2 separate regions of the Homo sapiens genome follow, and region 1 is linked to region 2. Evidence: read pairs that join two places in POLR2A ChIA-PET (ENCODE). Cell type or tissue: MCF 10A. All regions are shown on one strand.

Evidence for each region. ChIA-PET counts read pairs that join two places held together with the same protein. Peaks named below come from ENCODE experiments on the same cell type or tissue, not always from the same donor. Only the 100,000 strongest peaks of a DNase experiment are listed, where the experiment ranks them.
Region 1: POLR2A ChIA-PET joins it to region 2 with 6 read pairs; 3 of 35 experiments call an interaction of 5 or more read pairs at or near these places.

What each region holds. Positions count from the first base shown.
Region 1 is chr1:116,156,022-116,161,021 of GRCh38, forward strand. No RefSeq gene overlaps it. Among named protein-coding and RNA genes, the nearest start is that of MAB21L3, 47 kb to the left of the region's middle. In MCF 10A, no CTCF peak of the experiment used is centred here; no DNase peak of the experiment used is centred here.
Region 2 is chr1:116,307,132-116,312,131 of GRCh38, forward strand. The region is part of intron 3 of LOC105378920 (a long non-coding RNA gene); the gene reads right to left. Among named protein-coding and RNA genes, the nearest start is that of ATP1A1, 64 kb to the right of the region's middle. In MCF 10A, no CTCF peak of the experiment used is centred here; a DNase peak (open chromatin) is centred at 2,110.

The sequences.
Region 1 (5,000 bases), 150 kb before region 2:
CCTTTCTTACTCTCCCCTAAAAAATGTACTCCCAGAATTGCGCTCCTTCCAACCATTAGAATTTGTTGCTTCAAGCACAGGAGCCATACAATTGCCTTCCCTAAAAAGCATCCTCTATTGCCTCCTGCTCCCAGAAAATATGGCATAAGATGAAGTCATCTCTTGCCCTTGGCTATGATTTGCTAGTGCCAGTGTGTGAAATGTGGCTTACCCATACCTTCTACTCACCAAACACAGATTGCAAAGATCCTGCAAAGGTCTCCCTTAGCCCACTGCCCTATTCCAATACTGTCTCAGACCCAACTTCACATCTTCTGTGCTTTCTAGAATTCACTCATCTCTGTATTCCCTATGTCAGACAGATTCCCATGGGGTTAGAGTGGTAGCAAATGACTTAGCCTCCAGATGTTTCATCCAGAATTAAGCCTCTTGAAACACATTATCACTCCAACATGATGTGCTTTCAATAGGGTAAGGACTATGCTGGTGACCGCTAGGAAATAAATTTGCCCCTTGCTTGTCCAAAGTGTCCGGATGGGCTCTAGAGTTTTGGCAAAAGTTCCTTGCAGCATCTTGAGCTGTTATTCCGTTTTAAAATTAAGTCCCTTGAAAATGGCTCTTGGCCTTTAAAATCTGCTTCTTTGACAAAGACAGCATATACACAGTTTCTTGGACAGATAACCCACTGGATATTTGATGAGTGTTCACTGAACTAAAGAAGGGGGAGTTACTCAAATATAAGCAATCTTTCATCAGCACATTCCTCACTCGAGTATTCCTAGAATATCACCCCTAACCCCTCCTGACCAGCTCAATTAACCAGAACCCCAGTGGGTATGTTTCCCAGTTTCTTGGTTTCTCTTCCTTCCTTAACACATACATGATTTTTGTTTTAGTTGGTGGGATTCAGAGGAGTAGGGGGTCTCTGAGATAAACATTTTTTTAACCTTTCCTATGGTGCTGATATCAGACAAATGTTTTAATGAAGTTGCGGAGAATTGGAGAGAATAGAATGGAATACTCTGGCAACTTTCATTCTTGCCTGAGAGTCCCCTTGCCCCTCCACTCCCACCTTTCACCACTTACTTCAAACATGGTAGAATAGCTCACACTCATGGTAAGAGAGATAATCACAAAAGGAAAAGAAGCATCTGGAGAGCAGTTATCGAAGGAGTGGCGAAGACTTCTCTGCTGTGGGTGAACTGAACTCTTGATTTTGTGAAGGTTAACTGGAGCTGGAGCTGCAGAGCTGTGAGTTCCTGCTCCCACTGGAAACTTTCTCCAGTGAGGCCTGGAGCTGCTGTCCTTGGGTGAAATTGCTCGTGGGCTCACCTTCTATTCGGGGGACACAGAATTCCACTCTGTCACCATCTGGGGGCTTAAGGGCAGAGTCAGGGGAGAGTCAGTGGGAACTTCTGCTGGCAGGGGCCTTCCACTGAGGGCCTGGTCCTGTGGCATGGCTCTGCTCATTAGTACATATGAAGCCATCTCAATTCTCTAAGGCAGTTTTCCCATCTGTAAAAATGGGATCAATAATACACTTCATATGGTTGTGGTTCAGTGAACTATGTGAAATGTATTTGAAAGTACATTGTATTGAAAGTGTAGTACAAATGCTAGTTACTGTCATCACAGAGATGACACATACAAAAACATAATTTTTTTGAACTTTATATTAAAAATTAACATATAGTAAAACTGGTTTGTATGTGAACAGTTTTATGAAACATAATACATGTATAGATTTGCATAACCATCACCACAATAAAAACAGAGAAGAGTTTTGTTGCCCCATTCATTCACTGAATAACATTTATTCATGGTGTATTATTATTTTATATATTATTGTTGTATATGTTTTATATTGCTGGATTCAGTTTGCTGTGTGTGTGTGTGTTAACAACATTCAATATGAAACCTACCCTCTTAACAAATTTTAAGTATATAATACAGTATTATTAACTACAGGCACAATGTTGTATACTAGAGCTCTAGAATTTATTCACCCTGTATAACTAAAACTTTATACGCTTTGAATAGCAACTTTCTATTTCCCTTGAGGGATATTGTTTTAAAGTTTTCTTTTCTTGTACTGTGTTTGTCTGGTGTGAGGGTAATGCTGGTTTCATAAAATAAGCTGAGAAATATTCCTTTCTTTTTTCTGGGAAGATTGCTGTTATTTCTTGTTGAAACATTTGCCAGAATTCATCAGTGAGACCATCTGAACTTAGAGATTTCTTTTTCAAAGGATTTTCAACTATGAATTCAATGTCTTTAATAATTATAAAACTATTTATATTATCTATTTCATGATGGCTAGATTCTGGTAGATTGAAATTTTCAAGAACTTGGTGCATTTTTATCTAACTTGCAGGATTTGTATGTGTATAATTTTTTGTAATACTCTGTTATTATTATTTGTTTTAAATGTCTGTAGGGTCTGTAGTAATACTCCTTTCATTTCTGATACTGGTAATTTGTATCTTCTTTTTAAACTAGATGTTTACCAATTTTATTAATCTTTTCAAAGAACCATTTTTGGTTTTATTGATTTTCTCTATTGTTTTTCTATTTTTAATTTCATTGATATATATACTTATTTTGTTATGTCTTTCCTTTTGTTTACTTTGAATTTGCTCTGAATTGAATTTGATCTAGTCTTGTAAGATGGAAGCTAAAATGATTGATTAAACACCTTTCTTTTTTCCTAATATAAGCATCTATTCCTATAAATTTCCCTCTAAGAACTGCTTTAGATACATACCATAAATTTTAATATGTTATATTTTCATTTACAATCAGTTTAAAATATTTTCTAGTTTCCCTCAAGACTTCCACTATGATCAAAAAATTATTTAATAATAGTGTTTTGTCTCAAAGTGTTTTATGATTTCCCCACATGTGCTTTTAAAACCGTTAAACCTAGGAAAGTTGCAGAAATCTAATGAAGCCATTATTTTACAAACTAAATAATTTATTGAGCACGTTCTGTGTGCAAACCCCTAGGCTAAGTGCTGTTTAGGGTGTAAGGCTGCATGAGTTTTAGTTCCAGCCTTTGAGTAGTTGGAAGTCCAGGAGGGAAATCAAGATATCCATATAAACAAGTGGGGTGTATGGTGGTGGGTGAAACATGCTGTCGTGTGGTTCATGGTGCAGAGCAGCTCTGTAAGAGGGGTCTCTTCCAGCAGAGGTGCTCAAGGTCAAGGGTGTGAGGTAGGACTTTAGAATAGGTAGTATTTCCATAATGAAGGTTTTAGGGGAGGGCCTTTTCTAGTTAGTGAGAGCTTTGTCTGAAAGTGGCAGTAGCTCTTGCCCTTTGGGCACCTTTCCCTCCCAGTGCCCAGGCAAGCCTGCTGCTGCTTGGCACACTTGGCCTGCTCAATTACACACATCTTTGGAGTGAATTAATCAGTCTCACTAGACTGAGCTTTCCCAAAAGCCTTTAGAGAAACAGATATTTTTCACTGCTTTCTGGACCAGCAGAGGTGACGTTGGGAAAGGGGGACAAAAATAAAGCTAATATTGAAAGAGCATTCTACTTCCCACACATCCTGCAATTTCAGAGATAGAGTTTGTCCTTCTGCCTTGTCAGGAACAGAGCTAAGAATCAAGGATGCAAGATAATAAAGCAGCTCATTGGCAAAACCTGGAGCATGCTGCCACTTTGTGAAAGTAAATAAAATTAGCTTTAGAATTTTCCTTTGGCCTCTCTGGCCTCCAGAAACAAGAGGAATATTGGGGTCATTGAGGCCAAAGGAGAGTGGAGTGGCAAGGAGAGGAAGAGGAGGTATTTGCTTAATCTCTGACGGCACTGGCTCATTGCACAAGGGAACAGAGTGGGAAATAAGAGGTAAAATTAGCTCCCATCCCTTTGAGACACATGACAGATCAACCAACAAGAAAGAATTCTAGGGAAAGTAAGAATTGACAAGCCAGAAGTCCTTGTAACCAAGTCTTTTTCATCCTTCCTGATGATTTTGGTCATATTTTACCTTCTTCCCATTTTTCTTCAAAATTCGACTTGCAGGATTTGCTTTCAGCACCTGAGAAGAACTGACTAAAAGCAATGCTTCTGAAATTTTTGAAACTTACATTTTTGTTATTTTTTTGCACTTACATAATTTGATTTTTACTGAAGAATGATTTGTGTATATGTTGGTGACTTAACAAGAAAAAATACTTTTTAGGTCTTCTAGGAAAGATTTAATTTATAGAACACTAGAACTAGATTTAACTTTATAGAAAAGAAGATTTTTTAACGGTTACTTTCTCATGAAATTTTCTTGGACAAATTACTTGAACTCTCAAAGTCTCAGTTGTTTTTTTTTTTTTTTAAATCTGGAAAACAGAAATAATAATATCTACCTCATGGGGTTGGCGTGACACAGGAAAGATAGCAATTTAAGAGTGTTAGCTGCAACTGGGCAAATGTAGATCCCTTGATATAGATATGGCCTGCATGAATAAATCAACAACAGAATAAATTAACCTAATGCTTTATGAAATCTTACCATGGAACTTCCAAACAATGCTATGAAATCAGAACTAATCTTGGTACCTTAGTGTCTGGCCCCAAAATGAAAGGTCGATATATGACCTGTTTTCTCATGCAAGTAACTAATCTGTTCTAAAGAGGAATAATTCTAAAGCAGAAGGAAGTTTTGTGAAGAAACAGATTGTGATTTATGCAAAAACAAGACTTCCTAAGGGATTTTATATTTTTATGGTGCTTTATAGCTCATAAGTGACTTTAACCTTCCTCATCTCTTTTGGACCAAAATCACCCCCAGAAAAAAGCTGGAAAGGGGTCAATCACCTTGGTTTTACAAATGGAGAAATAAAGGCTTCAAAAGAGTAAAGAACTCATCCACAGGCCAGGTGCGGTGGCTTACACCTGTAATCCCAGCACTTTAGAAGCCTGAGGTGGGTGGGTTGCTTGAGTTCTGGAGCTCGGGACCAGCCTGGGCAACATGGTGAAACCCTGTACTTACCAAAAATAC
Region 2 (5,000 bases):
CCCTTAAATATTGCTATTACTCAAGGTCTTCTACCCAACCATCCTTTGGTCTTACTCCCTTAGTGAGCTCACTCATCATTATATATGATGATTCCCAAATGTGCCTCTCCAGCTCAGATCTCTCTCTCACTTGAATTTCAAAGCTGAGTACTAGATGTGTCTACCCGGATATCCCTCAGATGTTTTAAATCCACATGCTCAAAACTCTAATCAGTAGGCATTCCATACACTGTACTAGGTACAGGTAATGTAAAAGTGAATAAAACACAGTCCCTGTTCTCAGGGAAACAGCAATCTGATGGAGAACATTAGTTTGTCCAAAACCAACTTCTGTATTTTTGGTTCTAGATATTATTATCACCATCTGCCCAATTACACAGGACTCCTTTCCCATCCTTCCATCTAGTCAGTTGCCAAGTCTTATGCGTTCTATTTCTGTAACATCTCTCCAGCCTTCTCTTCTCTTCTCTCACTACTGCAGCTCCCTCAGATCCAACTTTCTTAATCTCTCTGGTGAACTATTGCAGCAACCTCCTAACCATGCTCTCTGCCTTCTGTCTCATCCCCATCTAATTCATCCTTCACACTGCTACCTGAGTGATCATTTTATAACTGCAAATCTGCCCACCTTACTATCATGCTTAAAACTCTTCAATGGCTCCCGTTCTTCTGGAGAATAAAACCCAGCCTCACTAGCTTGCCTTTTAAGGTTCTCTAGGATCTGATCTCAGCTTCATTTCCTATCAGTCCTCTGAGTGTTATCTCGACCTTTCAAAAGATATTTCTGATGTCAAGAATGCCCTCCCCAATCACCTGATCATCCTTCCCAGCTCTTCTTAAGTGTCTTCTCCTCTTAAATTTCCTATGATCTTCCCAAGAGGTCTAGATTATTCCTCTTTTTGGCCTACCACTATATCTTGCACGAGTCTCTTTTCATTATGGTACTTAGCACATTATATTAAATTATAATCTTTTGTTTTTCTAAATATCTCCCCCTCTGGACAGAACACTTCAATGGCAGGTACTCTGTCTTATTCATGTTGGTATCAACTGCCCTAGCCCAGTGCATGATGAAGAGTGAGCACTAAATAAATATTATCAATGTAATATTGAAGGTCTATAAAATATGGATCACATTCAACCTTCCCCCCTTTTTATGATTTTAGAATTCTCTTCCCATTTTCCATCTAAGCACCCAAGCTGAAAACATGGGTAATTCTATTAATAAAGTTTATACTCTTCCTCTTCCCCTATAGTCAATGAGTTACCCAACCAAACATTCTGCTTCTTTATTCTCTCTCCAGTGTCAACTACCCTCCATCACCACATTTAGGAAATACAGCAGCCATGTTTTCAACCTCAAAAATTGAGACATAAAATTTTTGTGTCACTTCCACATATGAGATATTCTGAGAAGCAGACAAAAGTTCAAAAACATTGGAATTCTTGAAATATTTCAACAATTTCCAGGGACAGTACTAGAGAATATTTGAAATCATAATGCCACTAAGAATTCAGGTTAGGAGGTCATTTAGCCTTGGTTTTATGGTTCTTGGGCTTCTAAGTTTCAGAACTTAAGTTATTAATCATCTAGGTTACAAAAGACAAATGCATGGACATGAATAACTAAAAATACAATATTATAAATACTAAATAAGTGAAGAGGTAATTGAGAAGAGAAATACAGAGGACATATGACCTGAGCTAGGCTTTTGTTTTTTGTTTTTTGTTTTTTTTTTGAGACAGAGTCTCACTCTGTCACCCAGGATGGAGTGCAGTGGCATGATCTCAGCTTTCTGCAACCTCCACCTCCCAGGTTCAAGTGATTCTTGTGCCTCAGCCTCCCGAGTAGCTGGGATTACAGGCATGCACCACCATACCCGGCTAATTTTTGTATTTTTAATAGAGATGGGGTTTCACCATGTTGGCCAGGCTGGTCTTGAACTTCTGACCTCAGGTGATCGGCTCGCCTCAGGCTCCCAAAGTGCTAGGATTACAGGCATAAGCCACTATGCCCAGCAATTACATGAGCTAGGCTTTCAAGGCCATTGTAATCAAGGTGTGTGCCAGCTCATGCCTGAAGCTACCCATATGGAAATATCCCAATTCCGGTCCCCACTGAGAGAGTTGGATCCTTGTCCACCAGCCAAGATTGAGTAACCAGAGAGAGCGTCTGATCCAAGGGTGTGGTTCATACTTGGGCAGCCTGAGACCTACAACTTGGACCCACATAAAAAGATAATCTGCATCAACCAGATTCCCTTCTGGAATCTGAAATTGAAAAACCAAAATGAGAGAGCTGGCAGCACAGGCAGATGCTAAAAGACTTGCCTCCAGTATTACCTTAAGGTAACGGAGGAACCAGAGAGTCCAGGGCAAGCCAAAACCATAAGTAAGCCAAAGTCATGAGTAGATAGAACGAGCTGGTCAATAGAGGAGCAAACACTCCACATAAGTGACAATAGCATGAGAAAAATAGAGACCATTCAGCCAAAACAAGAGAGGTGGAGCAGCTAGTCCCTGGATCTGCCTTGCAACTTGATATCTTGCCAGCTCTGGTCTAAATCCAGGTATAGCCTTACAGCCACTCATTGAACTTCTTTTCCAGGTGACTGTTTGAGTGCTATTCCTTGCTAGCTAAGAGCTAAAGGAAATGGATTCGACTAGGCAGAGCAGAGGGAAAGAGAAATCCAGGAGCCCAGGTTAGTATGGATGGCAGCATAAAGATGAAATTTCTCATGGACTCCTCAGGGAAGGGTAGAAAGGAAATTATTTTAAGTAGGAGACAAAAGCTACTGGAGCACCTTAAATTTGTAGGCCAAAGTGGTATTTGGTGAATGAATGAATAAATGAATGCATGTGAGTTAAAGCCAAAAAGTAAACAACTTTAAATAACAGGATTGAGACTTCAGACTTGATATCATAGGCAATAGGAAACCACAGCAGTTTGGAACAGGAAGCAGGAGCCATCAATATAGTATTTTTAAAATAATGAATTTTTTGAAAGACATTCCATTTTCCAATGCTGAAGCATGCGTTGTCCCAGCCCCACAATGATGGAGTGAGCATGTAGGAGTAATGTTTGGCCGAGAGAGGAACATGAAAGCAGCCCACTGGTAAATGGAACTGCAAATTAGAATGGCCTGAGGGAGGCTTCCGTCCAGACAGCCCAGAAGCTGAGAAAGACAGCCAAAGATATCTCGCCTAGCATGCAGCTGTGGGAAATGCTGCAACTCTTTCTGACTGTCTGGAAACAGCTATAAGACCACGTGCAAACTCAAAATCAGTTCTAAATAGGCCATTATGACAAGGGCTGTCAGCCCCCTATGGACTTCCATGTAGCACCCAGATGTCACATGTAGACATGTGACAGCTGACTCCTCATTCTCTCCACCAGGCATTTGTAGTAGCTGTCTGTTCATGGCATGTCAACTTGGACACAGATCTCAGCAACTCTTTGAATGCCTCGCCAAGATCCACTCATAGAACATTAATGAACAGTGGAGAATCTCCTGACAGTTTCATGAGGGAGAGAGAAGAAGGACTCCACAGCAAATAATTAAAGAAAAAAAAAAGACCTACTAGACATACATGTTCTGCAAATTCCTCCACTGCTGGACAGCCACCAAGTGTTTCTTTATCAACCCACAATACAGTTTAAATAAAGGCCCACTCCTCCCCCAGCACAGTTTATAGGGCCCACACTCCTTACGATGACAATTGAGGTTATAAATAAAGCACCTTGTTGTTTTTGCACACACATAGCAATAAACATAGGGCTTAATAGCTCCCAACATGGCCCCAGCTATGTCTCCTTGGCCCCATCACTTTGCTCTCTGGCCTCTGTTTCTCATTCTGTAACACAAGAGGCAGAAGTGGGTCCATTTGGGTTAATCCCATCCACCATCCAGTTCTCAATTTGGACTTTACATAGTGGAGAGTGGTTTCCACCCTAAGCAGAGGGGTTTTCCTTCTGCAAAGAACAAAATGAAAGAACTAGGGATGAAGAAGCCACTATATAACCTAGGCATTTGGGCAAGTGGGGGTGGGGAAGCTGGAGAGGAGGGAGGCGGGGCAGGGTCCCAGTGGCAGGGAGGGTGAGCTGAGCACTGGCTGCCCCTCCGCGGGATACGCAGTGATGAGGCCTGCCGAATGCAGAGCATGGAGGAGAAATGGTTTTGTCTGTGCAGCCACCCACGCTCTGACTGCAGTAAGGGTCACACCGGGCTGATGATGACTTTTTGATGGAGTGGACGCAGCACCCTGCAGGGGCCAGCAGTCTTTGGAAGAGAAGCGCTCAGCAGAAAGCACATCCAGCTCACCAGTCTGCTCTTCCCTCTTCTGCTTTCTTTCTCTCCCCACCCTCAAACCCCATCTGGGCTCACTGCAACCTCTGCCTCCCAGGTTCAAGTAATTCTCCTGCCTCAACCTCCCAAGTAGCTGGGATTACAGGTGTGTGACACCACACCCGGCTAATTTTTGTATTTTTAGTAAACATGGGGTTTCACTATGTTGGCCAGGCTGGTCTTGAACTGCTGACCTCATGATCCGCCTGCCTTGGCCTCCCAAAGTGCTGGGATTACAGGCATGAGCCACCACGCCCGGCCTTCTCCTCTCTTTTTAAAGTGTCTCTTCTGGGTGCCGTTTTCATTCTAAGCTATCTATAGCGCCTCAGTAAGGGAGAAGGGGGGAAATCCAACAACAGCCGCAGCCACGTGGCCAGCTTCTGTGGGAACACCTGTGGATGTGTGCTGTTCTGGGCAAGAACAGAACAAAGTTGCTTTTATGTCCTTCTTTCTAAAAGCCTTGTGTGCTTTAGAAGCTGGTTATTATTGCATTATTAAAGCCTCAGTGAGCCGAGGCCAAGGCGAGGGTACTCTACAGCTGTCCCAGGCGGCTTCAGCCAGTGCATACTTCTCATCCTGTGACCTAGCCTGACTCCTGGTTGTCATCCCATTACACCCCAGTGAGAGGGGAGCACTGGGGGAGGACAGAGATGC